Regions from separate parts of the Homo sapiens genome. Here regions 2 and 3 are each linked to region 1. Evidence: read pairs that join two places in POLR2A ChIA-PET (ENCODE). Cell type or tissue: MCF 10A. All regions are shown on one strand. Links, peaks and the distances in the headings refer to the core of each region. The heading gives the core; the rest is flanking DNA. Region 1 overlaps SNAP25-AS1 (SNAP25 antisense RNA 1). Region 2 overlaps PARAL1 (PPARG activating RBM14 associated lncRNA 1). Region 3 has its middle 7.8 kb from the start of PARAL1.

Region 1 (10,838 bases), core at 3,111-5,610:
GATGCTGTCAGAGGTCCCATGTACACCCAATTCCATTAACAGTCTCTTCTGATTCTTTTTCTCACTGACAGCCTCTCAGCAAGTACTGGTGCTCTCCCTGAGGATTTTCTCTGGCTGCAGGAGCGTGTTTCAGCGTGCAGGGCAGACTGGAAGAATCTGTGAGTTGATGCCTCAGGAAGCAGCCCTCAACAGACATCAGACAGGAAATGCTGGATAAATATCCCAACTTCTCACCTCTTGGGTAGGACAACATTGAGGAATGTCCTGCAAAGTCTCCCTAGAGTCCCAAAGGGCCTGAGCCCCAGTTACCCACAGCAGCAATTCTGCACATTAGCACACTCCTTTAGTAATTTTCCTCCTTTCCTGTCTTATTTCCTCACTCCTGTCCATTGTTTCCTGGGATCACTCCCGAAGCAAATCACTTGCACTCACATCCACATCTCTACTTCTGGGGAGTCCCAAACTCACAAGACATTTTTCTACAAAGGAAAATCAAATATAAAAGAAAGTAGAGTAAGAAGAGTTGGGACCAACAATGACTGATGATTAAGCAGCAAGAATAGCGGCAATTAAAAACTGTAGATAACACTATGGATGCACTGATGACACAGTGTCTTGGCCAAGCCCTGTGGGAATTCATACTGTTTGCCTGTGTGCAGCAGCGGTGCAAGTTTTGCAGTGTTGTGAAATATTTAGTGGACGCTGACTTTCACAGAATCCTGAATTACTGTTCTCAATAAGCTCCAGTATTGTGCTATTTCAAATGTAGAAATACCAAAGTTTACTAATTGTGAGCTCTTAATATAGTAACTTACTAGCAGGTTATATAATGAAATGATATCATATGGCATATCATTTCCCATAATAAAGAAAAAGCTCTCAGTGTTCTACCAGTTTGGGCCCTTAAGACTCCTGATAGGCAGGTAGATGCTGGACCACACTCTCTTCCTGCACTAAATAGAGGTTGCAGACACTGGGTAAAACCCCAAGAACCACAAGCAGATGCCCACTGCTTTCCTGGCAGCCTGACCCTTGCACCAAAAATACTTTAAACAATAAGTTCCCAGTTCTTAAAAGAGCAAACATACCTTTAAAGGAAAAAGAAAAAATACACAAAAGTCTTACCGACCTTGGGTTTAATATTTACTCTTCTCTTTCTTAGGTCAAAGCTACGGAGTATAAACTGGGCTCCTGCCAGGTTCTTACCATATTCCTTCAATAGTTGTTTTTCAGGAAGCTCTGTTTTCTGGAAGAGATAAGAAAATAGTACCTGGGAGGAAATGAGCCATGCTTGTGTTGCTGAGTGATTCTAACATGTTTGGTGGGGGAGAGGCACATAGATGTTAAATCATTCACCCTTTGCAGAGAACATCCTTTGGGTAGAGTGTTTCTTATCCTCCTCCACCCAGAAGCCTTGTTTCTAGTTTCCTGTGCTTGCAAGCTTGTCTCTCCCAACTAGGCTGTAAATGAATTGAGGGTAAGGATCTTGTCTAATTTACCTCTACATCCCCAGGACAATAAGCAAGGGTGTAAATGCCTAGTTCCCTTGCCCAGGTAAAGAGAAAAGCGCACCTGAGGCAAGATTCCACTGCAGCGCCCCCTGCAGGCTCCACAGACGTGGTCTGAATTCACCGCCAGCTTCACTTCCTTCCATTCCCTGTCCTACTTCCCCCATTCCTTTACTGTCTCTGTGGAGCCTTCCTTAGTAAACCACTTGCACACAATTCTCAAGGTTTGCTTATGAAGATCAACAGCTATGACATCAACCCATAGGACAAAAAAACAGAGCAATAGAAAAATTAGTAGGCAATAGAAAAATTAATGACTGCCATGTCATCTTAGAGAAGGATCCTCGATTTCCACTCAAATTAGCTTGAGTGGAAAGTTTACAGAGGACTCTACATTGCTAGAAGTACTGGACGGGCTTGGGGGGATTCGCAAGTCACCTTTACTTGCTAGGGCCACATGGTGTCTCTCCTCTGTTTCTCTTAGCACTTGTACTCGTCTTTTTTTGCTGTAGTCCCATATTGCCTATGATGTTTTACTCTAATGTAATGTGTTTGCACATGACTGTGGCTTCCTAAGGCAAAGAAGCTCTTGCCCTGGCTCTATAGAGAACCAGCTTATCCAGTCCCTTAATTCTGTAGGTCCAAATGCCAGACAAAAACAAAATAAAATAAAAAAACAGACTCTGATGAGCCCATCCAAGGTCAAGTCCCTGCCCCATCCAAATCAGATTCAACAGTGGAAACAGAGTCATCTGCCATGACACAACCACTTCTTTGACGGTACTGTGGGCATGAGTGGACTTTTTCAGGAGGAATTATGCACTCAGGGTAATGACTGACATCTGTAGGGCAATAACAAGCCAACACTGCTTGTTAGATTCCCAGTCCTCTTGAACATGTTCCATCAACTCCATTCTCATGGGCTTGCTCACTGTCTACCAACATACTGGGCTAAATTTGCCTCCAGGCTTCCTCTCATTGTCCCTCAAATTATATAGGCGTTGGCTCTTTTCTGAAAACAATATCCTTCATTTCCTACTTTCCCCATGAAGCCTTTCCCAGAATTCCAATTGTCCCCTAATGCCTAAATCAACATTTTATTTTGTCCATTTACCCACTGGTGCATGGTAGCACCAGGGTTGTCTTCCTTACTTAGAGAATAAGTTCCTCCAAATCAGGGAGGGACCATGCCTCCTATTTCTTCTGTTTCACTTATATCATTTGGCACGATTCTGAGCACGTAGCCAGCAAAACATAGCTGCTTCTCCCTAATGTACTGAATGAAGTAGATAAAGCTTTTCTACAGCACCTATTTCAGTGCCTTAATCATAGGCTGGATAAGAAACTTTTTGTACTACTGCCCCTTGGGCCTCACCACTACAGCATGAGCTTATTCCACTTCCAACTGCCAGGATCTGTATCTCTTTGCCAGAGGGCTTTTTCCCAAGCAGCAGGAAGCCTTTCTGGCCTTGGGCATAGTAGACTGGATAGTCTGGAATATTAATTGCTGGCAGCACTCAATTCAGGAGCTGGTGGAAGTAACCCAGCTCCCTCACCCCTCCATGGGTGTCAAGACTTGGTTCCTTCCAGTGGGTTCATGGTCTCGCTGACTTCAAGAATGGAGCTGCGGACCTTCGCAGTGAGTGTTACAGCTCTTAAAGATGACACGGACCCAAAGAGTGAGCAGTAGCAAGGTTTATTGTGAAGAGCGAAAGGACAAAGCTTCCACACAGCGTGGAAGGGGACCCAAGCAGGTTGCCACTGCTGGGTGGGGTGGCCAGCTTTTATTCCCTTATTTGCCCCTCCTGTGTTCCATTTCTGTCCTATCAGAGTGCCCTTTCTTCAATCCTCCCCATGATTGGCTACTTTTAGAATCCTGCTGATTGGTGCATTTTTACAGAGTGCAGATTGGTGCATTTTATAATCCCTTTGCTAGCTACAGAGCACTGACTGGTGCATTTTACAATCCTAGCTACAGAGTGCTGATTGGTGCATTTTACAATCCTCTTGTAAGACAGAAAAGTTCTCCAAGTTCCCACTTGACCCGGGAAGTCCAGCTGGCTTCACTTCTCAGTAGGTTAACTCTGAGTGTTCTACACTGTTTCCCAGAGTTCCCCAGTGGGCTTGAGCCCCAGCTGCCCACAGTGGTGACTTACTTGATAATGGCCTCCTGTGTCTGCCTTTCCTTCCTGTCTCACTTCTACACTTCCCTGTTAGTGTTTCCTGGGATCACCTCCCAAGTAAACCACTTACACTTGAATTCTTGTCTCCGAGTCTGCTTTTAAGGAAACCTAAACTAAGACAATGTTCAATAAATGCCAATGGAAAGGTTGAAAAGGTAATTTTCACCTTCCCCCTCACAGGTAGAGAAGCTAGGCCATTGACAGGGTTGGATTTCTCAAGACTGGCAGGATAGAGGACTCCACTCCTATGGAAGCACCTTTCAAGAAGAGACGGTATGGGAATCAGTTTAAAACACAAAGCACTGCATCCTTGGGGGCATCTGTTAAGTTCATTGCACCCAACCAGACCTCCTAGAGAGGGCAGGTGCTGACAACATAACTGCCAACAATTTACTGGTCCAATTTGTGATAGGCAATATATAACTCGGCAGCCCAGAAGCCACATCCCCATTTGTCTTGGTTTTCATTAATTCAAAAAAGAGGAAGAAACCAATAATGATAATAATAATAACAATAACAACAACTATTAGACTTTCTGCTAACCTGGGTGAGCAGCATTTGACTTGAGCTATGAAATCAGAAAAATGTCCCTTTCTTGCATCTTAATTTTGCAACAAATTCAACCTGTTAATATAGTCCTTCAGGAATTAAACAGACAAAACCATACAAATGCTTGGAGGATGATGGGAAAAACCAGTTACTTCTGACTAACTGGAAGGGCAGCTTGATCATTTCTGATGGTTGATTGCATAATTTCAGTCCTTGAACATTTAGTGTGCCATCCCCTTGGTTGCTGGAGGAATGCAATTGCTCTATGAAATGTGAAGAGACTTGACAAGAACTATTTTCATGGTTATGTGCCAAGTTCTTGCTTTAACTTGCTTGCTTAATCAAATGTCTACTCATGATATCTTTGGGAGTTTCTAAGTTTCATTAGCTCTTTCCTTAAAGAGAAATTAATCTACTTGGCAAGGAAGGTTTATTCATCATAGGTGAGCAAACATTAGCACTTTCTAATAATTAGTTCCAAGATCCAGTTTCTAGATACCTACCAAGTTCAGCCCTGGTTCACAAGAAATTGACCTATTTTCAGTGGAAGCACTGTAACCAGTGCAATAAACTCTATCTCATAGAACAGTGTTAATCTGTCATCACAGCCAAAATGATTTGTTATAGCAAAGCAACAATCAGAGTAAATGATGCCTGTCCCTTCATTAAGGAAATCTAGAAGAATGCTCTGTCATGAGTTTAATCTGAGATTTGCCTGGCTATCCTGATGAAAACCATCTAATGAATATGTAAATTTATCATTGTCTTCTATTGTAAAAATGCACAGCAAATTTTCTGCTTGGCTATGCATAATCAGAAGAGAAATCCTCACTGCTGTGAATTTGAACTTGAATAAAAATTGTCTTCTCAGGAAAAGAGCATGCTAGATGGAGGAGGGGTTAACAAGAGCCTTCAGTTTACAGATGTAGGATGTCTTCCTGCTGTTAATTATTGTGGTAGGCAGTGTAATGGCCTTCTCCCCAAAGACATCCACATTCTAATCCTTGGAAACTGAATATGTTATCTCACACAGCATGGGGCCCACTGGCACTGGACCCCTCCAGTTGGCAGGTCCACTGAGGCTTGGGTACATGGGTAGACATTCACCCTCATTTACCATTCTGCTGAAACTGTATCTCTAGGTTTCTGAATGGGAAGAAGGAGCCTACTGGAAGGAAGAGTCATGGCTCCTGGAAAGTGGGGGAAATGAAGCAAAATGGAGTTCTTTCCAGAGTTGCCAGATTATTTCAATAAAAATATCAGACATGTGTGAGTAAAAAACATGGACAAAATAGCAACAAAAATGCAATATAGAAAGATTTCTGGAAACAATCCATAACGTCTTATATTTTGCACTGAATACAATGACATTTTTTCATTTCTTTATTTTTCAGAAACTCAGGTTTTGTACACTTGAACTAGAAAAGCATCACATAGGTCAAGACAAGAAAAAAAAATTTTCAAACATCAGTTAATGACATGAAAAATAATAAAAACTATTTAGTTAGATTGTTTAGACTTTTATAAGGAAGACTAATATAAATTTACTGACACATTTCTTCAATGTGTTTCCAGAATAAAAGCTCAAACTCTCAATGCTTTCAGAATAAAAGACCACACATGATCTTCGGTGTGGTAAACACCCTCCAGAGTACTTCAAATCATGGGTTAGACAGAAACTACAGACCAGCAATATCCAATGGAAATATAGCATGAACCATGTTCAAAGAAGTTGAAGGAAACATATGAAATTATTTGTAAGAATCTATCTTATTTAACTTGATATAGCAAAAACATCATTTCAATGTGTAAACAATATAAAAATTAACTAAATATTTTGCTTTTTCAAATCTATTCTTGAAATCCGATGTGTAATGTACTTAAACCATATCTCAATTTAGATAGTAAAATTTATCAGAAATAATTAATCTGTAGTTACATTTCATAAAATTTATCATTGGCAAGTAAGATTCACATACTCAAGTTGTTCTAAGCATACATTAAAAAGTTTTCAATAACTGAATCAGTTTTTTATTTTAATTTTTAATTACAATTAAATAAAATTAGAAATTCAGTTCTTTAATCACAGTAGGCAGCCGGGCACGGTGGCTCACACCTGTGATCCCAGCACTTTGGGAGGTCGAGATGGGTGGATCACGAGGTCAGGAGGTTGAGACCATCCTGGCCAACATGGTGAAACCTTGTCGCTGGTAAAATACACACACAAAAAAATTAGTCTGGCGTGGTGGAGCGCAACAGTCGTCCCATCTAGTCAGGAGGCTGAGACAGGGGAATCGCTTGAACCCAGGAGGTAGAGGTTGCAGTGAGCCAAGATCGTGCCACTGCACTCCAGCCTAGTGACAGAGTGAGACTCTGTCTCAAAAAAAAAAAAAAAAAAAATCGCAGTAGCCACCTTTTATATGCCTAGTTGACACCTGTAGCTTATGGCTACCATATTGAACATCACAACACTAGCTCATACACAATGATTATAAGAATGTGTGAGATTTGTTTCACTTTCATAAATTTTTTGTGCTAATTTTCTATGTGACCCATTTTTTTCTCCATGTTTAATCTGAAGCCTTTAAATGAGAGGCCCTTGTGTTCTTGTCAGTGGTGTCAATAAGGAAGTGAAGAAGGTAAGAAGGAAAGGGGAGAAGTTTCTATGAAAGAATGGAGGATGTTGGCAGAAGCTTCAGAGAAAGGAAATCAGCCTAACTCTCCAAGATCTGTTGGGCAGAAAGAACAGAGGTTCCCAGGGCAGTAGGATGGGCCTGGAAATTGTTCTAGCACACTTTCAGACTGGGCTCTTGTTTACAAATGACAGAAACTTGATTCAAACTGGCTTTGACAATGAAAGTACTCTATCAATTCAAATAAATAAAACATCTACATGTTCTGTAGTGAGAAGCTCAGGCATGGCTAAATCCAGAGGATCAAATAATGTCATCACAAATTTATTTTTCTTAATCTCTCAGCATCAATGTCCCTGTGTTGCTTTAAATCCAATCAGGGTTTCACCATAGTAAAAAGATGGCCACCAGCTACCCCAACCTATGTCCTATTCTTAACAACTCTACCAAAAAGAGTACTTCTTTCTGAGAAGCCCCAGCCAATGTCCTGGGCTGATACTCCCTGGTCTGGGCATAGATCTTATGCTCATTCCTCAACTAATTCCCAGGCCTGGTGAATTTCCCAGCTTTGGAGATGGAGGGTTGGATCTGACCACTCAACCCCCATGAATTAGAAAAGGGAGAGTGATTTGTTCTTCCAAGGGAAAATCAGGCTGCTATAGCTAGGAGAAGAGGGAATGGATGCTGGGCAGGAAAAATTTCTTGTGTGTTAAATCAAGACTTTTGACAATGAGGAGGCTAGTCAGTTCCCCCAAAATAATTTATTCAGACTTTAGGTGTTTCATGAAGAAAATTGTATCATCTGCCAAGCACCTAATCTCCTTTCCCCATTAGTCAGTCACATGGGAATTCATACCTTTTTAAAGCTACCTAACCTTGAAAAAGTTGTTTAATCTCACCATGATTCAGATTTTCCATCTATAAAATGGAAATGATAATAGGGCCTACCTCATACATTTATAATAAAGATTACATTTAATCTTATATAATAAGATAATATAATAAAGATTATATTTAATCTTTTATAAATGTATGAGGTAGGTCCTATTATCATTCCTATTTTATTTGTTCTTATTTGTGAAGTGCTTGCAATAAAGTCTGGCAGATGACAAGGGTTTAAAAAAACCCCACTAAATAAATACACAAAAGTGTGATATTATACATTTTTCTCAGAAAAGAAGATTCATTGACTTCTCAAATGAATTCATCTAGGCTTCTTCCCATCAAGGTGGCCTCCAGAGAGATGAGAAACTACTGGAAATGTTTACTAAATAAATGAGTCTCATTTTCAAAGGAAAGGTCATAGACACTTTTTAAGACACACAGATGTCCTTTAATGCAGCTCATCTGTATTGTAATTTCTGTGAGCTTGCATTAGAATGTAATTAAATTAACACCAATGCAGTCCTCCTGTCAAGGAAGCTCTGCCTAATGTAATGGCGTCAAGGAACAATCTGAGCATTACACATATCATGAGGAATTGTTTCCATCCCCATTCTATTCTTATTGTCACAATATTTGGTTTAATTAAGTTATATAGGATAGTAATTATAGCAAATGTAGTTTGGCTGGGAAAATACTCCTTGTGATATGAAGGTCGCATCTCCAGACACCACTGCTGGGGAAGGCAGAATTCAGTCCCTACTTAGGACATAAAAACTCTCAGACACATAAGAAGACTGAGAATAGGAATTGCCTGCTCCTGAAAATGCCAAATTGATATATGGTGAGAAGCCGAGTCTTAGAGTCCCTTTATTGTTGGATACATTCAATAAATAAAAGGAAAGAGCCACCTATAAAAGGTAATTCAAGGGACCATATGCTCTACCTTTCCAAAAAGATAAGTCTAAAATTACAGCCCTAGGGTCAGTTCTCTGATTTGGCATTGCCTCAAGTAGGCCCTTGCCTGTTACAGGGACATTTGCTACCTGGAGGGAAACACATTAACATTCTAGCACCACCACCACTGTCATGTAGGTAATGTACTAGATTACTCAGCCGGGTGTGGGAATGTTCCCATTCCTCACTCTTCCCCATACCCATGTCCTTGCCCAAGAACTCTCCAGTTCCTTCCTCTAGAAAGTGTGCTTTGTCCCATGTGGCTTGCTTTGGCCAGTGACGTATGGGAAAGAGTGAGGATGTACTGTTCTGACCCTACACCCAAAGAAGTGCTATCCCTTTCTGCTCACTCCTCTTGGTTTCTGCCACACCATTCTTCTATTCTAGAAGAATGTGAGACATATGGAACAGAGGCACCCTGGCCAATCAGCAACTCTGTGAGTGTGATCATCAATGCTTATCATTAAACGCCACTGAGATTTGGGGTGGTTTGTTGCGCAGTATGGCTGAGGTAACAGTTGACTAATACACTGGTTATTCAGCTAAGACAGAGAGACGCTCTGAGTGTCTTAACCATAGCAAGTAAAGTTTCCTGTAAGACAAGGCAGAATTTGTAGCCTTCATTGTAGCCATTCCCTGGCCCTTTTTCCTTGCTTTGTATAATTATAGAATCTAAGGAGTGAAATACTCAAGTTCCAGAATTTTTTACAGCTAGGGTGGCCATATGATGCATTTGTAGCCAGTGATACATGTTTTTTTTTTTTTTTTTTTTTTTGCAGGGGACTCCTGGAAATACTTTTGCCGTCATGAAAAAAGCAGACTTTTGTTACTGCTCTTCTCCCTTCTTCCTGCCTTGAAGGCAGTCATGATTCCTGAAACTAATGCAGCCAAGGTGCAGCCAGGAGGGGAGCAGTGTGAGGTTGAAAAATCAACAGCTTAAGGAGGGCAGAGTAGGAAGATGGAAAAGGCATGAGTCTTTGATGATGTTGCTGAGTTAGCTAAACCCCAGTAACAAATGCCTCAGTCTTCTTTTTCTTAGAGCTAAAATTAGTGTCCATTTTGTTTAAGCCCCTATTAGATGGGTGATATCTAATGTGATATCTAAAATTAAATGAATTTCTAACTGATATGCCTAATTTACAGTTTGGCTTGGAACTGGCTTAGTCTGTTTGCATCAGAAAGATGGCATAGTTTCCCCCATTGGGTATTAGAGAAACTAAAATAGAAAGAAACTGAAAGTTTTATGGCCTACTGAGGTCAGAAGGAGGGGAGAGCAGGGAAGCAGCAGTCTCAACCTTTAACAGCAAATCGAAGTCCCCTAGGAATTGAGATGGGGAAGACTTGGAACACCTCTCTTCTCTGTGTCTTGTCCTGTTTACCTATTAAAACCCAACCCATCCATTCCTAGCCTCTTCCATGAAGCTTTCTCAAAATCCAGCCAGAGTGAACCACAGCTTTCTCTGAATATCTAGAGTTGTTTATTGGTTTTGATCTATGTGTGCCCCTCAATTGACACATCACACTTGTCCCTGCATGAGTCCAGCTGTGTAATGTGTCTTATCTTCCCTACAAAGATAACATCTTAATCTCTGCAGAATCTCCTGCAGAACCTAGTAAATACGCAGCATACATCAAGTCTTTAGTAACCAGTAATAACAATTAATTACATAAAATGAATATAAACTTGCTTTATAACAAGCCTATCATCACACCTCTGCTTATGGGTGTATCTGGAAACTTAATTAGGAGTTGGTAGCAAAAACAGTCAGCTATTTCTCTTCTATTGCAGAGGAAATAGATTAGGAGAGAAATGAGAGAGGACAACAGAGAGGAGAAACAAAGAACAGTTCAAAGTCACCTCCAAAGAGACCAGAGTCTCTGTATAATTTATTCCCTCTTGGGAGCATTCCTATCAGTAGTTCTGATGAAAAGAGAGTTAGCAATCTGGCACCGTTTTGCATATTTACACTGTTCCTTAAAATATATGTTGAATCATTTAGACTTTTTAGCTTCCACTTTAGTAAAAAAAAAAAAAAAAAAAAAAAAAGAGGGAAAGTCTAAGCTGGAGAGTGCTAGAACTCATAATTAAGAAGGAGGGGAGTCTTACACTGGTCCCCCAGAAGCAG
Region 2 (10,838 bases), core at 601-3,100, 91 kb before region 1:
TCCTGGCCAACACGGTGAAACCCCGTCTCTACTAAAAGTACAAAAAATTAGCCAGGTGTGGTGGTGGGCACCTGTAGTCCCAGCTACTCAGGAGGCTGAGGCAGGAGAATGGTGTGAACCCAGGAGGCAGAGTTTGCAGTAAGCCAAGATCGTGCCACTGCACTCCAGCCTGGGCAACAGTGAGATTCCATTCCCCCCTCCAAAAAAAAGTAAAAGAAAAAAAATTGCCCTTAATTGCTGATTACCTGCATGGAATTTACAATTATGGAACCGGTATTTAATGAAATGGTTTTTCAGTTCTAAGAAAACTTGACTACCATGCAAATATCATGAAAGAGGCACCCAGAGTATGTTTCTGTTTGTCTTTAAATCTTGCCATTAATTCACTCCACAACATATGTACAGGGTCTAGAGGGATGAGGAATAATTTAGGTAAATTTTGATTCAGAGGAGGCAGAAGCATAGGTCCTGCATGTGAGGCACTGGTGAAGTCAGGTATCCCCCGGAAGAACTAAGGGGTAGGGGTAAGGAAGAGGAGGGTGGAAAAGAGACACAATGTGAATGTAGGATGTGATGAAATTGAGGTATACCAAGGTGAACATTCACTTTTGCCTTGTGTAAGCTCTTAGATACTGAAGAAAACTCTACACTCTACTGTGCTAACATTCACTGGGGATGGGCCATGGTTGGACCCCAACAAAGATTTCTTGTGTGGTCTTGGCCATTTGCCCCAGGGTTTTCTTGTGTATCTCCTATGTGTTCCTAATGTAAAGGATTAGGGTTGATGGCAATGATTTGATAAGAAAGGAAATCAAAATTGCTTCACATTTGAACATCTTCTGAAGCTGACCCTCAAATTCCACTACACTCCTGTCTTATACCTGGCTTCGGAGGACCTGCTGGCCCTGCAAGGCGTTTCAGTTTGTGTAACCTGCCAGGTTCCTCCAGCTCCACTTGAGTTACTTTTGCATCCAAAGCTGTCTTTCCCTTAGCTTCTATTTGGGTTCCAGAAAGGTAAGTTTAGTACTGCTAACTTATAAATTCAGTTAGGTGAAAATTCATTTCTAAGACTTATTACTTATCAGTGATTCAACCAGGGAACCCAGGTACCTATTGGCTCTATTTTTTGGACTACGCCAGCCCACTCTTAAAATTCATAAGGGTCTTGGGAGTCATTTAGTACACTTCTCATCCAATATTTTCTATAAGACACTTGTCCAACCCACGGTCTGTGGGCTGCCTGCAGCCCAGGATGACTTTGAATGTGGTCCAACATAAATTCATAAACTTTCTTAAAACATTACGAATTTTTTTTTTTGCAATTTTTGCTCATCAGCTAGCATTAGTATTAGTGTATTTTATGTGCTAGCATTAGTGTTAATGCATTTTATGTGTGGCCTGAGACAATTCTTATTTTTCCAATGTGGCCCAGGGAAGCCAAAAGATTGGAAACCCCTCTTCTATAATATCCCTGAAAGATAGTTGTTCAACTTCTGCTTAGCCATACTGCATGAGATGGAATTTTTTTCCCTCATAAGGAAGTGTGTTGTTAAGAAGTTCTTTATAACATACAGTGGAAATCTGAGTCTCCACATTGTCCTATTTTTACTCTGTTAAGCAATCCAGAAAACTGTTGACTAAGTACAATGACTTCACTGGAACCACAAACTCTAAGAAGAAAGATCAGCTTCTCCTTTTATAAATTTCCTGCCTTCTACTCAAAGCATTGAATAATGTTGCCTTTTTCAGTGCAAATAACCCATTTAAGATCATAATAGTAAGATAAATCTAGAATTTATTGTGTACATTATTAGAAAATTCTTGATTTGTCCTTTCTGACTTCTTGTACATATTTGTTAATCAGGAATTTTGAAATTCATTTCTTCAAAGCTTCCTCAAGTCTGGGAGTGTTGCCAATTTGCATGGAAGAACAACATTTCATGACTGCATTCATAACGATTAAAATGTAATTCTAATGCACTAACCCAATTTCACAGCACATCAAAAATTTAATTCAACCCAAAATGACTCTCACAGATGTCTGATAATTTTCCAGTGGATGTTATTTGTAAGGTCAGATAAATTTGAGCATTTTAGAAAATTGTCAATCTTGCCAATACAATTTTTTGTAAATACAGCAACAGGAATACCTCCAGTATCAAGCTATGCTAATCTTTACAGAATGAAGCCCCTTTCATCAAAGGTAGCTGAGAGTGGAGAAAATTGGGAAAGAGTCCAGCCATTGCATTTCTGGTGGGTTCAGCTAAAGGGGCCCTGAGGCTGCAGTAAGGAAGTCCCCATGTTCAGGATCCTCATGGCTTTATCAGTAGGTTTGGGGGAGTCAGAGTGTTAGAAGCCAAAGATTTTCTGACTGTGGCACATATACACCATGGAATACTATGCAGCCATAGAAAATGATGAGTTCACGTCCTTTGGAAGGACATGGATGAAGCTGGAAACCATCATTCTCAGCAAACTATGCAAGGACAGAAAACCAAACACCGCATGTTCTCACTCATAGATGGGAACTGAACAATGAGAACACATGGACACAGGAAGGGGAACATCACACACCAGGGCCTGTTGTGGGGTGGGGGGAGGGGGGAGGGATAGCATTAGGAGATATAACTAATGTAAATGACGAGTTAATGGGTGCAGCACACCAACATGGCACATGTATACATATATAACAAACCTACATGTTGTGCACATGTACCCTAAAATTTAAAGTATTAAAAAAAAAAAAAGAAGCCAAAGACTTTCTGGCTTTGTGGAAGGCTGAGGGTGAGCAAGCTTCTAGAAGACAAAGAGAAAGTCAGTTCCTGGAATGCATATCTATAATTCCTTTTTTGTTTTTGCCTCTGGTGACATTTCTAACAATATACAGTTGGCTCTCTCTATCTATGGGTTCCACATTCGTTAATTCAACCAACCATGTATGAAAAAATATTCAAAAAAATTTAAAAAGAACAATACAAAAAATAATACAAATTTTAAAAATACAGTATAACAACTACTTACATAGCATTTACACTGTATTAGCTTAAAGTATACAGGAGGAGATTACTTAAAGTATACAGGAGGATGTGCATAGATTAAATGCAAATACTATGCCATTTTACATAAAGAACTAAAGTATCCTTAGATTTTGGCACCACTGGGGATCCTGGAGCCAATCCCCCATGAATACAGAGGGATAACATTAAAAGCGTTTGGATCTGGGAGTCCCTTTAGGATCTGGACCACACCACTTACTGGCCGTTTATTTCTATCAAGTCATTGCCTCCTTTGGCCTCTTTTTCTCCGTCTGAAAAGAAGGACATGCAAAACTAATGCCTTGTAAGGCCCCTTAAGTCCTAAACTACTGTAAATGTTATAAAACAAAATGAGTTTAAAAGTGAGATGCCGGCCAGGTGCGGTGGCTCACGCCTATAATCCCAGCACTTTGGGAGGCCGAGATGGGCAGATCATGAGGTCAGGAATTCGAGACCATCCTTATCAACATGGTGAAACCCTGTCTCTACTAAAAATACAAAAATTAGCTGGGCATGGTGGTGTGAACCTGTAATCCCAACTACTCGGGAGGCTGAGGCAGGAGAATTGCTTGAACCTGAGAGGGGGAGGTTGCAGTGAGCCGAGATTGCACAACTGCACTCACTCCAGTGTGGGCAACAGAGCAAGACTCCGTCTCAGGGGGAAAAAAAAAAAGTAAGACTCCTGGTCGGCCAAGATGGCAATTTACACACATGGTTTCTCATCATCTGTCACTATACTTTGCTAATACCTGGGAGATGCATGACTTGTGGGAACCCCCAAGGGAAAAGATGAGAGTTTTCAGGAGCACTTGTAGGACTAAGAATAAACCCTCAGAATAAATTTTCTTGGGGACCCGACATTTATCTTCATGTCCCTCTTGCACTACCTGCTCACAATTAAAGTACAACATGATATGTATACCTGCATCCCACAGGTATCCATTGTCCTGTTAGTTCAGACAGGCTATCTAAACGTCTAAACCCAAGCATTTTTGTTCTGTGTACAAGCAAGGTATCTATTTTGTACTCAGTATTAATCACTTAGATTATTTTGCCTCCCAAGATATCAATTTGTTCAACTATAAAATGAATATATGGTGTAAATACTATCAAATAGTCCCACCTGGGTTAATATGATTTTAAGGGTATATTGAGTAGCTACGCTTTGCTATTAACTCTGCCAGGTGGTTTGGCAAAACAAAGACACGTAACACATAGGTGTAGACTTCAAAAGAGTTCTCATTTTATTTGCGTTTGAAAGCATCCATGAACCAAACATGAATTGGAAATCTCAGGTAAAGTAATTAACTAAACAAATAAAATGTAATGCTTTTTCAAAAGTTAAAGTTTCAATAAAGTCCCAGAGTTTGCCAGCTTTAATTTTGTTTATTTTTAATATTCTGTGTTTTGAATGAGAAAATCAAGCCAGGCAATCTAATTGTTTTGCATTGTAAATCATCTTATTTGACTTATAAGACAGAATTTGCTAAAAGTAATTGAACTATTTCTCACTCGTTTCTTTGGGTATGACATCAAAAACACAGGGAAAAAAAGAATTTTTTTCAAAATTAAAAACTTCTTTTTATCAAAGGACACAAGCAACATAGTGAAAAGGCAGCCCACATTATAGGAGAAATGATTTGCAAATCATATGTCTAACAAGGAGTTAATATCCAAAATATATAAAGAACTCCTACAACTCAACAACAACAAAAATAAAAAACCTGATTAAAAAATGGTCAAAGGATTTAAATAGATATGTCTTCAAAGAAGATATACAAATGGACAATATAACATGAAAAGATGCTCAATAAAAGCCACAATGAGATATTACCTCATACCCATTAGAGTAGTTTCTATTTTTAAACAGCAGCAGAAAATAAGTTTTGCTGAGAATGGGAGAAATTGGAACTCTTGTGTACATAAAATGGGTGCAGCCACTATGGAAAAGAGCATGGCGGTTCCACAAAAATTAAAAAGTAGAGTATGTGATTCAGCAGTTCCACTTCTGGGTATATATCAAGAAGAATTGAAAGCAGAGTCTCAAATATATATTGTACACCAAAGTTGATAGCAACATTACTCACAATAGCCAAAAGGCAGAAGAAATTAAAGTGTCCATTGATGAACGAATGTATAAACAAAATATAGTGTATTCATTCAATGAAATATTATTCAGCCTTAAAGAAGGAAATTCTTACACATGCTGCAACATGGATAAATCTTGAAGACTTTTTTTTTTCTTTTTTTTTGAGACGGAGTCTCGGTCTGTCGCCCAGGCTGGAGTGCAGTGGTGCAATCTCGGCTCATTGCAACCCTCGGCCTCCCAGTTTCAAGTGATTCTCCTGCCTCAGCCTCCTGAGTAGCTGGGACTATAGGTGTGCACCACCACACCCAGCTAACTTTTTTTTTTTTTTTTGAAATTTTTAGTAGAGATGGGGATGGGGTTTCACCATGTTAGCCAGGATGGTCTTGATCTCCTGACCTCGTGATCTGCCTGCCTCAGACTCTCAAAGTGCTGGGATTACAGATGTGAGCCACCGCACCCAGCTGAAGACTTTATGTTACATAAAATAAGCCAGTCACAAAAAGACAAATACTTCCATATAATTTCACTTACGTGGGGTACACAGAGTTGTCAAATTCATAGAAACAGAAAGTAGAATAGTAGTTGCTAGAGACTGGGGAAGGGGGAAGTAGGGCATTGTTGTTTGATGGGTACAGGATTTCAGTTTTGTCCGAAGAAAAAGAGTTCTGTGGATCGACAGTGGTGATGGTTACACAACAATGTGAATGTACTTAATGCCCCTGAATCATGCACTTGAAAAATGGCTAAGACAGTAAATTTTATATTCTGTATATTTGAACACAATAAGAAAAATAAAAAAGAAAGTAGATCAATTATATTCTGGCTTTTATTATTATTATTATTATTATTATTATTTTGAGACAGGGTCTCACATTGTTACCCAGCCTGGAGTGCAATGGCGTGATCTCGGCTCACTACAGTCTCGTCCTCCCAGGTTCAAGCTATCTTCCTGCCTCAGCCCCACAGGTAGATGGCATTACAGGTGTGCACCACCATGGCCTGCTAATTTTTGTATTTTTCTCTTTTGTAGAGACAAGGTTTCACCATGTTGCCCAAGCTAATCTTGAACTCCTGAGCTCAAGTGATCTGCCTGCCTCAGCCTCCCAAAGGGCTGGGATTACAGGCGTGAGCCACTGAACCTGGCCCTGGCATTTTTTTATCATTATAAAATGTCACATTTATTGCTACAGTGCTGTTATATACAGGACAGGTCTCCAAATTGCCTTTAAAGAGGATCGTTTAAAAATCCCAATAATCCAGCCAGCTGTGTTGACATCTATAAAATTATTTTTCTTAAAAAAAAATTACTCGTTTTGAAAACCAGTTACCTTGAAGCACTCAGAGCACAATTTCCACCCAATAATTGTGGTTTTGTCCACCTCCCACATTTGTTCCATTTTTTGTGTTGGGTTAATCTCATTATACATGTATTATATATATGTAGATATAAATATATCTATCTATATACATAGATATCTGTTATATCTATGTATATAGATAATTATATTATCTATAATATAATTATATAGATAATTATATTATCTATAATATAATTATATAGATAATATAATTGCAGATAATAATATAGACAATATAATTATATCTGCATACAGATATAACAGATATCTATATAGGTATAATTCAATTATGTAATTGAATTACATATAGAATTATATATATACAATTTATTTTTTTGCCTGATTATAAAAACTAGGCTATGGGGAATGATGGTCTTCACAGGGGGTATTTCGTATAGGTAAACTATCCAGATTATTTGGCTTTTAAAAACTGTATAGGACATATATGCCCAATCTCAACCATGGCTGCATAATAAAATCACCCAGCAAGCTATTTAAAAATAATAGATTTTGGTTCTAGGGTAAAGCCCTGACATGGAGATTTTAAAAACATCACCAAGTGATTGTAATGTGTGGCTAGAATTGAAAACTACTGCCCTAGTTTCTCAATCATTGAATTATATTAGTCTGATCATTTGGTTTGTTCTTGGCACTGATGACCATGAAGTATCTTATCTTAGTTTGTTTTGTGTTGTTATGACAGAATACTTGAGACTGAGTAGTTTAGAAAAAATTGTTTATTTTGCTCATGGTTCTGGAGGCTGGGAAGTCCAAGAGCATGGTGCCAGCATCTTGTGAAGGCCTTCATGCTACATCATTCCTTGGCAGAAGGTAGAAGGGCAAAAGAGCATGAAAGCAAGAGAGAGAGGTGGCCAAACTTACTTTTGTAACTAATTTACTCCCACAATAATGACATTAATCCATTTATAACAGCAGAGCCCTCATGACCAAATCACCTCTTGTTAGGCCCCACCTCCAAACTCTGTTGCCATGGGGGATTAAGTTTCCAACACATGAATCTTGAGAGACACACTCAAGCCATAGTATATTTACATTGATTAGCTAGCTTTTCATAATGAAGAATTCAATATTAGTAAGCCACACCATGAAATCCTACAAATAAGTACAGTATGTTCTGAGATAAATTAAAAACAATTCATAACAATTCAGTAGCACATTTATCAGATTTGCTTTCAGTCTTGAACAAGGTAAGTCAATAATTCATTTGATGCTTAATGGCAGTTAATTCTTATGAAGATCATTCAAATATAAAAACACAACAATGACCTGAAAGCCTAACCTGAAGGTTCTTATCAAGAGATACCAAAGTAAAGACAACAGAAAACAATTGCAGAATATTTACTATGTGATTGTTCTTATGGGAGACTCCTGAACTAGGTGACAAACATATTCTCAGAGATTCAGGTTCATTATTTCTGTTGGGTATTAAGCCATTATGCTGTAAATTTCCAAGCATGAGTTCTTCCCAAAGCCCATTTATTCTTCATATTGCCTCATGCATTCTCAAAGTCCTAGCATCAAACTAAAGGCATGGTTTATTTCTTCTCTGGGAGCTATAGAAGTAAACTCCATTTGAAGTCTTGGCCCTATGCCCTACACATTGTTGCCAGAATAATCTTGGCAAAATTTATGCTCAAAGACTTGTAATAACTCTCACTCACCTAAAATAGAGTAACTGTGAATAACTTAATCTGGTATTCTTAGTTTTCTAGACACTATCTTTCCAGCCTTATTACCAATGATTTCACTGTGCATTGCTGAGATTCAGCTGACCTAAACTAAATGTGGCTAGTCTGGGCTCCAAGCTGCAGGTTGGGCCCAATGCCTCGTCCACAGGTCCCTCTTCCTTCTTGAACTGGCAGCTATGTGAGGCATGATCTTCTCTTTGTGATGGATGGCTGGAGCACAAGAAGGACATAGGCAAACATGTTGACTTTTACAGTGTAGGCTTGGAGTTGGCACATTGTCACTTTGGGTTATGTTCCATGGGCCAAAGAAAGTCACGTGACTGGGCCCAGCATCAGTGGGGCAAAGAAGTGCATGCTGTCTATAGAAGTCACGGAGGGGAGTGGTGAATACATATTTGATGAACAATAATATAATATACCCATAAAATGTAACAGAATAACATTTTTCATAATCAATAACATTGCTAAAATTATTAAACAGTTTTTATTTTATGTAAAATAAAATGAAGGCTTAACATTGCCTGGGTGAAGTTTGATATAGGATTTGAAGTCCATGTTCTTAAATTGTTGAGTTTTTTTTATGACTTCCATTGAACAGAGATCAGGTCCATTTACTGGAAAGAATTGTTTGTAAACCGAGTTCTTTCTATGGCCATTTTTCAAGGCTGGAAATTGTTCCATGATATGTTCTTTGAGTTTCTTTCTCTACCTCCATCATCCCTGATAATGGCTAAGCTCTCCCAGAAGTGCACACAGATGAGGCCAAATGTAGTACTGTCTTGGTAGAGAGAACAGGGGCTTTGGTACAAGTAAAATGAGTCCACCACAGACTGGCTCTGAACTCAGGTCAAGTCATGTAAACTCACAAGTCTATATAGTTACTTAGTAAAGCTTGCCTGAACTGACTAATGGGTTGCTGTGTTGATTACGTGAGATACTATCAGAAAACACAATTCAAAATATTAATTATAAAATAGATATCCTTATTTATACAACCAAAGTCACATGTCACTTAAAGAGGGGGATACACTCAGAGAAATGTATTGTTTAGTGATTTTATCATTGTGTGCAAACATCATAGAGTGTACTACACAAACCTAGATGGTATAGCCTACTACACGCCTAGGCTATATGGTGTAGTCTATCGCTCTTGGGCTGTAAGCCGGTACAGCATGTTACTATACTCAACATTGCAGGCAATTGTAACACAGAGGTATCTAAACATAAATAAACTTTGAAAAGGTACAGTAAAAATATGGTATAAAAGATAAGAAATGGTATGCCAGTAAAGAGCACTTACCATGAATGCAGCTTGCAGGACTAGAAGTTGCTCTGGCTGAGTCAGTGAGGGAGTGGTGAGTGAATGTGAAGGCCTGGGACATTACTGTACACTGTAGACTTTATACACACTGTACACTTAGGCTACACTAAATTTATTTAAAATAATTTTCTTCATTAATAGCCTTAGCTTACTATAACTTAAACATTTTTAATTTTTAAAACTTTTCAACTCTGTAAAAATAATACTTTGCTTAAAATACAAACAACATACAACTGTACAAAAATATTTTCTTTATATCCATATTTTTTGAAAAAAATTTATATCTATCTTCATTTTTATGCTGTTGAAAACTAAGAGATAAACAATACATTTGCCTAGGCCTACACAGGGTCAGGATCATCAATATCACTGTTTTCCGCCTGCACACTGGAAGATATTCAGGGTCAATAACATGTATGGAGCTGTCATTTTCTATGGTAACTATGCCTACTTCTGGATACTTCCTGAAGGACTTGCCTGAAGATGTTTTACAATGGACTTTTTGTTTAATACGTAGAAGGAGCATACCCTAAAGTAACAACAAAAACTCTAGTATAGTAAATACATAAATCAGTAACATATTTATTATTATTATACATTATTATGTACTGCACACAATTGTATGTGCTATGCTTCCATATGACCGACAGCACAGTAGCTTTGTTTACACCAGCATCACCACAAACAACACAAGTAATGCATTGTGCTGTGATGATGTGATGGTTACGATTTCACTAGACGATAGGAATTTTTAAGCTTCATTTTGATCTTATGGGACCACCATCATATATGTGGTTGTTGACTAAAACATTGTTATGCACTTTTGAAATTACATAACTGTAATTTGTCTAGACTACAGTCCCTATATATTCTAGTTTTTTTCTACTGTTTACTTATTTAATTTACTTTGTCTTTAGCTAGTAGTCAGTTGTCATTAAGAATAAAGCAAAAATTTTCATTTATAAACGGCTAATGGCATTCCTACATTAATTCTTGTCCTTAGAGACCATCGACTGAAATAGATTATAATAAATATGATCAATTAGCTAATCATTTAATGAATCATTCGGGACACAATAATTGTTTCAAAATTTCCATTGCATACCACCACCTAATAGATATTGACCACAAAAGAAATATCTCAGGGGAGGGGGGAGAGATAGCATTAGGGGATATACCTAATGCTAAATGACAAGTTAATGGGTGCAGCACACCAGCATGGCACATGTATACATATGTAACTAACCTGCACATTGTGCACATGTACCCTAAAACTTAAAGTATAATAATAATAATCATTAAAAAAGAATGAATTAAAAAAAAGAA
Region 3 (9,963 bases), core at 6,143-8,642, 99 kb before region 1:
TTACCAGTCTTAAAGCGAGATGCAAGAACTCTGGTTGCAATGCTGAAAAAAAGAGGCAGTGACTGTCAATTTCAAATGACAGCTTGCAATTAAAAAATTTAGTTGTGAACCATACCAATTTCTTGAAGGCTGTAAGTAGAGATATACGTGAGAGGCCCAAGGGAAAATCATATGTATTAAAAGGATGCCAGAAACAACAGATTTTATTAGAGCCAGACTGTCACAGAACATTCCTGATTTATTCCCCTACAAGTTATGTAGCATATATCTGTACTCATTCAAAATGCATATTCATTAGGTACCAGTTTGAGACTTGTTGATAGACACCACTAAATAAAAATAAGGGAAGGATATAATGTAAGTAAAAGGTAGATGAAGAAAATGTGGTGTATAACAAGAGGAGTCCTAGAGAAACTTATAGGTCCCCATATTTTCAAAGAAATTACATGCACCATGATGACTCCAAAAGAAAGAAAGAAAAAGGAACAAACATCACCCCTTTTGGGGGGGGTCATCAAACACCCCCCAAACATAAGATAAGAGTTCAAACAACAACTTTGTAAGACAAAGTAGATGAAAAATCATCTTGCAGAGCCTAAGGAAAAAAACAGAATGAAAATATAAAAGCATTCCTGAGATAAAGGGCCCACTAGTAATAACAGGTATTGAAACATCACTGTGGAAAGTGTAATCAAAATCATGATGGACAGGCTTGAAAAAAATCACACAAAACAAAATGGAAAAGAGCAATGAAAACAATTATAAAGGAATTGACAGAGAAGACATACAAAGGGAACTATAGGGAGCTATGTTTTGGTGGACTCTGTTGGTTTCCTATTGCTGCTGTGATAAATTATTACAAACTTAACAGTTTAAAACAATACAAGTTAATTATCTTGTAGTTCTGGATGTTGGACACCCAAAATGGCTTTCACTGGGCTAAAATCAAGGAGGCAGCAGGGCTTCTTCTGGAGGCTCCAGGGGCGAATAATTTCCTTGCCTTTTCTGGCCTCTAGGGGCTACCTGTATTGTTTGCCTCGGGCCCCTTCATCTTCAAAGCCAGCAGTGTAGCATCTTCAAATTTCTCCTTAACCCTGCTCTCATCCTCATGTCCCCTTCTGGTGTTTGTTTGTTTGTTTGTTTGTTTGTTTTTGTAAGGACACTGTGATTACACATCCTAGATTAATCTAAGACAATCTCACTATTTCAAAATCCTTAATTGTATCTACTAAGTCGCTTTTCCATGTAAGGTTACATATGCAGAAGTTTTAGGGATTAAGATGTGGCTATCTTTGGGGAGAGGGGGCATCAGTCTGCCTCTAATGGGCACTGATATGGTTTAGCTATGTCCCAACCCAAATCTCACCTTGAATTGTAAAAATCCCCACATGTCAAGTGTGGGGCAGGTGAAGATAATTGAATCACAGGGGCAGGTCCCCCATACTGTTCTCACGGTAGTGCGTAAGTTTTACAAGATCTGATGATTTTACAAATGGAGTTCCCCTGCACAAGCTCTGTTGCTGCCACCATGTAAGATGTGCCTTTTCTTCTCCTTTGCCTTCCTCTGTGATTGTGAGTCCTCCCCAGCCATGTGGAACTGTGAGTCCATTAAACCTCATTCCTTTATAAATTATCCAGTCTCAGGCATGTCTTTATTAGCAGCATGAAAATGAAATAATACAGACACCAACATATATCCTGCTGAAATTACAGAGGTTTGAGGATAAAAAATCATATGGGAATCATAGACAGAAAAAGTAAGTGACATACATGGGGAAAAAGTTAGCTTCTGTCTCCCTCCAGAAATAATAAGTACCAGAAGATTAGAGTAATATTTATAAACTACTGAGAAGAAAAAACTGTGACCCAAGAATTTTATACCCCCTAAATTTCCCTTCAAACGTAAAAATAAAACAAACCTTTCAAGTATACAACCTGTCATGCCTAAGAATTCATTTTGGAAAAAAAGAAATTCCTGAGGATCAAGTCCAGTCAATTTGGAGTTGAAAAAAAATGAAGAACTCAGGAAAAGAAATGTTGAATAAAATGAGAGTAAATCTCAAATGCATTTAAACATGAAACTAAGATGAAATCTCTATGGACATTATGATTGCAAATAGATTATAAATATAAAATTTAAAAATGTAATCTCCTAAACTCTGGAGATAAAGGCCTGTTTTCTACACTAATTTGCTCAGTTTTGAAAACAAAGAATCAATAGATACTGAAAAAGTTGGAAAAACATGGCTCATTATTGAGGAAAGTTCTAAAGATGTCCAAGCCAACTCTCTCAAGTGTTGATGACAAATTCTTATTCTTTTTAATTCCACAGAATCTCCTATCTATTAAAAAACTGCTTCCTAAGTCAGAAGGGGCTTGGCAAGAATACAAATAAACAACAACCAAGTAACCACTATCCCATGTATCAATAGCCATCTGTGGATTACAAAATGCTTTGATGCCCATGATTGAAGTTTGGACCTTGTGACACCTCAGTAATTGTGCCTGACATCTTCCATTTGCCCCTTAAGATAAAGATCCTCTCTCTTCCTTTCTCATCCTGCTCTCCTCCCCGGAAGTCAGACCTATGCTGGCTACATTTGTGGAACTGCTGTGTCCTCTGACTTTGTTTGTTTGCTCTGGGCCAATAGGGAGCCCCAAAAAATTGGAGGGAGGGAAGATACAGATTATCCTGGGCTAGCTCTGTCCCTCTGCTAAAAGTCACCATTCCTTGCAAGGCAGCAAACTCTACAGGAGTCTCTCCTTCTGTGTTCTGGGAACCACTCGTTTCCTTCATCATTGTGGCTGCAACCAACTTTACCCTCTATTGTGGTTCCCCTATACCCAAACTTTTGTAAACAGCCCCTTTGTTAAACTTCTTGGAATTATCCTATTGTGAGAATTCCCTTTGGTTTATGTTGGGACACTGATTAATACAGTTTCTTACATCCATTTTAAATTGAGCTAGCCAAGGCTGAAGTAAGTTATGTGATTCTAGACACAAGGGTCATTCTTCTATGTTGTCTTTCTTCCTAGCCTAGGATTAAATTTGGTTCAGAGCTATCTACAAAATAAATGGTTGAGGCACCTGCTCATGATCCTCTGGCAGGAAAAAATTCTAATTAATCTCTGGGGTGAGGGGTTATAACTCTAACTAGTCTGGTTAAATTAGAAATAAGCTTGCAATGAATTATATGTCTAGCTTCAAAGTTTTATTTTAAACGTAATTGACTGATAATACACAGCTGACTCTTGAACAGCATGGATTTGAACTGTGCAGGCCCACTTATATACAAGTTTTCAATGAAAGTTACACTGAGTGTGCCTGCCTCTCCTGTTTCCCCTTTCATCTCCTTCATCTCTTCCTCCTCTGCCACCCCTGAGAGAGCAAGACCTATTTCTCATCTTCCTCCTCCTCTTCAGCCTATTCAATGTGAAGATGATGAGACTGAAGACCTTTATAATGACCCAGTACCACCTGATGGAAAGTAAATATATTTTATCTTCTGTAGGATTTTCTTAATAACATTTTCCTTTCTCTAGCTTACTTTATTATAAGGCTACAGTAGATAATACACATAACATACAAAATATGTGTTAATCAACAGTTTATGTTATTAGTAAGGCTTCTAATCAACAGTAGGCTATTACTAGTTAAGTTTTGAGGGAGTCTAAAGTTATACACAGATTTTAGACTGTACAGGGGGTCAGTCCCCCTAACCCCTGCTTTGTCCACGTGTTAGCTAAGAATAAAAAGCAGTTGTGTCTCCCATCAGTCCTTTCCTTGTCTTTTGCTTTTAATGCCTTCGTGTAGCTCATCAGCAACAGCCTGGGTTCTTTCCACTCGCACTCTTGTCTGAAGTCTACCTTCAGTTCCTAGGCATTCCATATGCCCATCACCCAGTTGCTGTGAAGGTTAGATGCCAAATGGCTTCCAGCCACTCTTTCCCCAGAGGACTACTTTCAGTGCAGAAGGGGTGTCTTGCCAGGAAAGTTTTGTCTTCCCTCTGTGTAACCATGGACAAACAGCCAGTGACTGAGTGATATAGGGACATAAATCTGTGATACGGCTTATGTTTTAGAGCTCTCCCTATGGGATCTGCCTGAGGCTAGACCTTACCTAAGACCACATCCTTGCAATCCTTTCTCATCCCTTTTAATCCCCTTGAGGGTTTACCCTGAAGAGTGCTTTCTCGGTACATCACACACACAGAGGGATCCCTGTCCTAGGCTCTGCTTTGAGCCTGCACTTCCTGTGCTGTGATTTGATAGTCTCTGTACTAATTCCATCTTCCCTTCCCTTGTTTTTCAAACATTTCACATCCCTTATTGTGTGTGAGTCATTGCTTTTATGTGGCCCAACATCAGGAAGCTGTAGGTAAGACTATTAGTGCTCACTTTAATTATTTCTTTAGAAGTCATTCTGGGTCTGAAGATCATTACACCCAACTTCAAAGCAATCTTGACTCATATTTCATCCAGTCTATTTCACAATTCTGCAAAAGTAGGAATAAAATAGAATTTCCATGCTTTCTCCAATAAGGATCTTTAAATAAATAACATATTCATAAAGTTCTCCCAAGATTCTATTGTACACAAATACCAAGTACAACTTGTAGTTGTACTTAAAAAAGAGTAGTTGCGTTTAAAAAAAGAAGTTGACATCAACTCATAACTCTAGCATGTCTATTCCTGAAAGCAGAAACAATACTTGAGGCTAAGGAAATAAAACAGAATTAGGTTAGTTAGTTAGCTTGTGTTATTAAAGTTAACTTTAGATCCCTCCTAAGATGAATCACTTATTCACCCTCTACTGACACAATTTGTTATTTTGAAGAAGAGAGAGTTTAGGAGCTAAGAAATGGTTTATTTTAAAATATCTTTTTAATAGTGGTGAGCTTTTGAGCTAACCATAAAACTGCTGTACAATAAAGATGCTCATTAAGATAACAAAGGTAGGGCGATTAAAGTGAAACTGTGAGCTGCATCCTCTGTATCTGTATATGAGTCGTTAGGAAAATCCTCGTGACAGCAAACCAACAGAATAGGCAATAGGTGGTGCTGTTGCTATGTGTAATGCCTAGCAAAAGACAAGATGACGCATAAGGGGAAAATATTTGCCAGAAAGAGCACAAGACAAAAACATACCCCTAACTTCTGAATTCTCCAAAAGATGGCAGTGTCATTTCTTTGTCTCTCTTGTCTGAGCTCCACCACTTATCATTGTCTTGTTGAACTGAAGTGCTCAATTTTTGTGTTCTAGGCCAAAGCTATGGCCAACGTGCCATTTTTATATGAAGGTTGAAAGGATTCAATAGATCTCTGATATTGCTCAGCTGATCCGAAAAGACATCCAAATGCAGAGGAGATACAGATACCCACTGGAACAGGGGTCTTTAAAAATAGAGGATGTCCAGAAACTCCTCAGAATACATTGATTTCTGTAACATTTGGTAGAATTATTCCACAGTTATCTTTTGGAAAAGAAATGAGAAATATTTGGGAATAGTTCTTGAAGTTTGTTATATGATCTGGCTCTGTGTCCCCATCAAATCTCATTTTGAACTGTAATCCTAGTTGTAATCCCCACATGTTGGGGGAGAGACCACATGGGAAGTGATTAGATCATGGGGGCAATACCCTCATGCTGTTCTGGTGATAGTGAGTGAGTTCTCACAAGATCTGGTGGTTTTATAAGAGGCATTTTCCCCTTTCACTCTACATTTCTCTCTCCTGCCACCATGTGAGGGAGAACATGTTTGCTTCCCCTTCCGCCATGATTGTAAGTTTCCTGAGGCCTCCCTATCCATGTGGAACTGTGAGTCAATTAAACCTCTTTTCTTTATGAATTACCCAGTCTCAGGTATGTCTTCATAGCAGCATGAGAACGGACCAATACAGTTTATAAAATAAAAAGATAATTTGCAATAAACTTCCATAAAATTCAAAATAGTTTTCAAAAGGAGCATTAGCTATGCTAAACAAAAAAGCAGCAATATGAACAGTTAATAAATAGCAAAGTCTCTTTAAAGTATTGCTTTAGGCATGCAGAATGGATTTTTTTCTTTTTTATCTGTGATGGGATTTATCATCCTAGTGTTAGTTTAGTCAAATCAGTCTTCATGGTTTAGAAAGATGTCCAGCTGTGAAAAGGAAGTCACCTTGGGATTAAAATTTGACACAAATGATCAACAAAATGGAGAATATTTTACCATATTGGACATGCATTTTCAGACAGATTTGTGGAGATAAATTGTTTCTGATTCCAGTGGTCACACAAGAAGATACTGGCCTCTTCAAACTAATTAATTGAGTATCTTCAATTATTGCTACCCCTTGAAGAGTTGCAAACAAAGAAAAATAAGTTGCATTGTACAGTATAGTGAGAAATAAGGAGCAACAAAAATGATGCCTCAGCTGGGCATGGTGGCTCACACCTCTAATCCCAGCAACTCTGGAGGCTGAGGCAAGAGGATTGCTTGAAGTCAGAATCTGAGACAAGTCTGGGTAACACGGCAAGACTCCACCTCTAAAAAAATTTTTTTTAAATAAATACATAGCTGGGCATGGTGGTGTGCAACTGTAGTCCCAGCTACTTGGCAGGCTAAGGCAAGAGGATTGCTTGAGCCCAAGAGTTCGAGGCTGCAGTGAGCTATGACTGCACCACTGCACTCCAGACTGGGTGGCATACTGAGACTCTGTCTCTAAATATATATATATATATATATATATATATATATATATATATATATATATATATATATATATGAAAATAATGCTTCATAAAGTTTGTAAAGTTCTTTCTATGCACCTGATAGTCTAAGCAACTTTTTAAGATAGGCAAGATCATTAATACTGCCAATTTAAGTTTGAATATTCAAGGCACTTTTCCAGCACTTTATACTTATTAAATTATTTAATCTTGTAATGGCCATATGAGGTAGGTATTATTATTGTCCCCCTTTTCCAGCAAAAGAGACTGAAATAGAAAAAAGTTAAGTTGCTTCCCAAGGATATACAACAAGTAAGCTAGCTGGAATTAAAACTCAGATAGTCTGAAAAACTCACACAATCATTGCATCATCATTTTTAGAGGTAAAAATAGACATTAAAGTTTATATAACAAGCTATTAAAGATGCAACTGAATTTAAAACCAAGGTATTAATGATTTGTGGCCTGATGGTCTTCCTTGAGTTACATTCCATTTTTCTTCGGATAATTCCTGACTTGCCAAAAATTACATTCCCCTTGAATATAAGTGCCATCTAGACTGGTCTACACAGAGACTGTGGTAGGCTGGTATACCACAGATATTTCTCTGCACTTGACCACAGTGCTATCTGGAATTTCATGCCCACCCATCTCTGTAGGCTTCAGAATAGAGTCAGCCTGCTCTTGCAAGACTCTTCCCAGATACAAGTTCTCATCTGAGAAGTCTATAGTGGCCAGTTTAATGCTGACCTCAAGGAAGAAGGGGAAAGAGAGTGGTCTTCAGACTTTAAGATTCCAGACCTATCTTCACTTTGGCAAGAAAAAGGAAATTACTAGATGATTGCAAGTATAGGCAATATAGCATTCCTGAAAGCAGCTTGCCCAGTCTCCAATATTTTCCCAAGGATACGTAAGCATGATAGGACAGAAGTGTAGAAGTCTCAAATCTTAAGAAAATAAGATATTGCTCTCTTTAGCTAAAGCTTTGCTGAGCTTTCTTGGTTTACTCCTGTTCAAGCAGTTCTTACAGTTTCTATATAGGATGCTTATTGTATCAGTCAGCTTGTGCTGTGTTATGCTACAGTAACCAGACACCCCCTACCTCCAAATCTTAGTAGCTTACAACAAGAAACAGTTTTCTTTCTTTCTCATTTTACATGTCAATCACAGATTGACTTAGGCTCTTTATCTCAAGCCCATGCGGGCTGAATGAGCAGCCCCTACCTGGGACCTACCAGGCCCCTGGCTGTGAGAAGAAAATGATGTGAAACCACAGAGTGGTTCTTAGAGCTTTTGCTCAGAACTGGCTTCTGACATTTCTGACCACATTTCATTGGCCAAAGCAAGCCTGATGTCAATGGGGAAGGAAAGTTTAATCCTTTATAAGGATGGAGAGTCCCCTAATATTGGGAATGATAATACAATGATCAGACTTACTGAATTACATTATATTAGGCATAAGGAGGCTCCTATCTGAATAAATTAATAGGGTGAAAATACAAGCAAGCTGTAGAAGCTTCAACTAACTCTATAAAAGAAATATTCAAGGAGTCTAAGCATTGAAACTCTTTTCTACTTTTCTCAGCAGTGGCACAGTGAAAAAAATTAAAAGTCATTTCAGGGCATGGTAGTTGACTTGAGAGGGCAGGAAACATAGCCCAGGGAGCTGCTGAGCCCAGAGTGGAATTGCTCCTCCTTCAGCAGCTATAAAGCATGGGCCAGGTCGTACAGCTCCTTATTTAGTAACATTGGCAAAAATCCAGGCTTCATTTATAAGTCACTGCATTGCAGTTCTTTTGGAGTACGTTACCAGGACTTCATAAAGATTGATTGAGTTCTGGGAAGCCATTGGGTTGAAAGTCCAGATGTACATAAATCAAGTTATAGCATCATTTAATTCACAATGTATCTGCCCAAGTCATTTTGGGGTGGAAGTGAAAAGATTTATAGTAAGTCTTATGGGATTTGATGATCTGAAAAGTAAGAGATATTAAATGGGTGATTTAGCTGCAAGAGTTAACTGCAGTAGTTTAAAATTGACTCAAGTCTTCATTGCTACTGGTTTAAAATGCATCTTAAATAATTGGAAGTATATTTTGGGAGCTCTTTAGGGTGAAGAGTTAAACGTGATTTTTGGCAGTCAAAAATAAGATCTGATTTATATTCAGAAAAAACTCATCCATCAATAAAATATATGTCAGCAAACTACTTTATATCTTAAAGCACTGTTCTCTACCACACTTAGTTCAGATCTAAAAACTTTTACATAAATCTGTTCTATGATAAGAACCCAAAGTTCTTGAACTTGATAAAAAGAATTTCTGTGATCCTTTTAGTCTTGAGCCACAAATCAATCTACAATTGAAATCACACTTGCTTTTATGTGGAAGGACATGAAAAGCCACAATCCCAATTCATGCCCTCATGGTCTCTCACTAGCCAGGCACCTGGAGATCCAAATCTGTAGAGTAGGTGAAGTTTGCTATAATCTTCTCTGAGCCCAACTGTTCTGTATTGCTTTCTTTTTTTTGAATTCTTTTTTTTTTTTTTCAATGACAGCCTCCCTCTGTCTCCCAGGATAGAGTGCAGTGAGGACTCCAGTGATCTTCCCACCTCAGCCTCCGGAGTAGCTGGGACTACAAGCATGAGCCACCATGCCCGGCTTATTTTTTTATTTTTTATAGAGACCAGGATCTCACTATGTTTCCCAGGCTGGTCTCAAACTCCTGGAATCAAGTGATTCTCCAGCTTTGGCATCCCGAAGTGGTGGGACTACAGGCTCCTGACACCGGGCCTGGCCTTCAATTTCATGATGTTTCTTAATGCCTCAATTCCCCTTTCCTCTTTTCCTATCTTTTAATCTTTTCTATCTTTCCTTTCAAAATCTATTCTTTAAAAGAAGTTATTTTTAATTAAAATTTACCATCAGGTACCTTAAAGGCTGAGGAAATTTAATCTATTAGCATAGGCAATTGTATGCAAGTATCAGTAGAAAACAAAGTTTTGGCCAAAGGAAGGATGATCTAAAGGGAAATTAAGACAACTGAAAGTGAAAGTGGGATATATTCCTCTCTTTTTAAAATCACACAGTGGAGCATATTTAAAAACAAGTATTCAAAAGGACAGTTGATTAATACGGATGTTACATTTCTGTCTGCTCCTCTGACAATTTTACAGGCATTTTTGATGGAACAAATTCTTAAAGGAACAGAGTTTTCTCCCTCATAATGAAGAGTACTTCATTATGAAAG

The links. ChIA-PET counts read pairs that join two places held together with the same protein. Peaks named below come from ENCODE experiments on the same cell type or tissue, not always from the same donor. Only the 100,000 strongest peaks of a DNase experiment are listed, where the experiment ranks them.
Region 2: POLR2A ChIA-PET joins it to region 1 with 11 read pairs; 5 of 35 experiments call an interaction of 5 or more read pairs at or near these places.
Region 3: POLR2A ChIA-PET joins it to region 1 with 13 read pairs; 2 of 35 experiments call an interaction of 5 or more read pairs at or near these places.

Annotation. Positions count from the first base shown.
Region 1 is chr20:10,075,668-10,086,505 of GRCh38, forward strand. The region is part of intron 3 of SNAP25-AS1 (SNAP25 antisense RNA 1); the gene reads right to left. Among named protein-coding and RNA genes, the nearest start is that of ANKEF1, 46 kb to the left of the region's middle. In MCF 10A, for the core only: no CTCF peak of the experiment used is centred there; a DNase peak (open chromatin) is centred at 4,484.
Region 2 is chr20:9,987,607-9,998,444 of GRCh38, forward strand. All of the region lies in intron 1 of PARAL1 (PPARG activating RBM14 associated lncRNA 1), which reads left to right. Among named protein-coding and RNA genes, the nearest start is that of PARAL1, 6.7 kb to the left of the region's middle. In MCF 10A, for the core only: no CTCF peak of the experiment used is centred there; DNase peaks (open chromatin) are centred at 1,645 and 1,895.
Region 3 is chr20:9,973,512-9,983,474 of GRCh38, forward strand. No RefSeq gene overlaps it. Among named protein-coding and RNA genes, the nearest start is that of PARAL1, 7.8 kb to the right of the region's middle. RefSeq lists an enhancer at 3,910-5,109. In MCF 10A, for the core only: no CTCF peak of the experiment used is centred there; no DNase peak of the experiment used is centred there.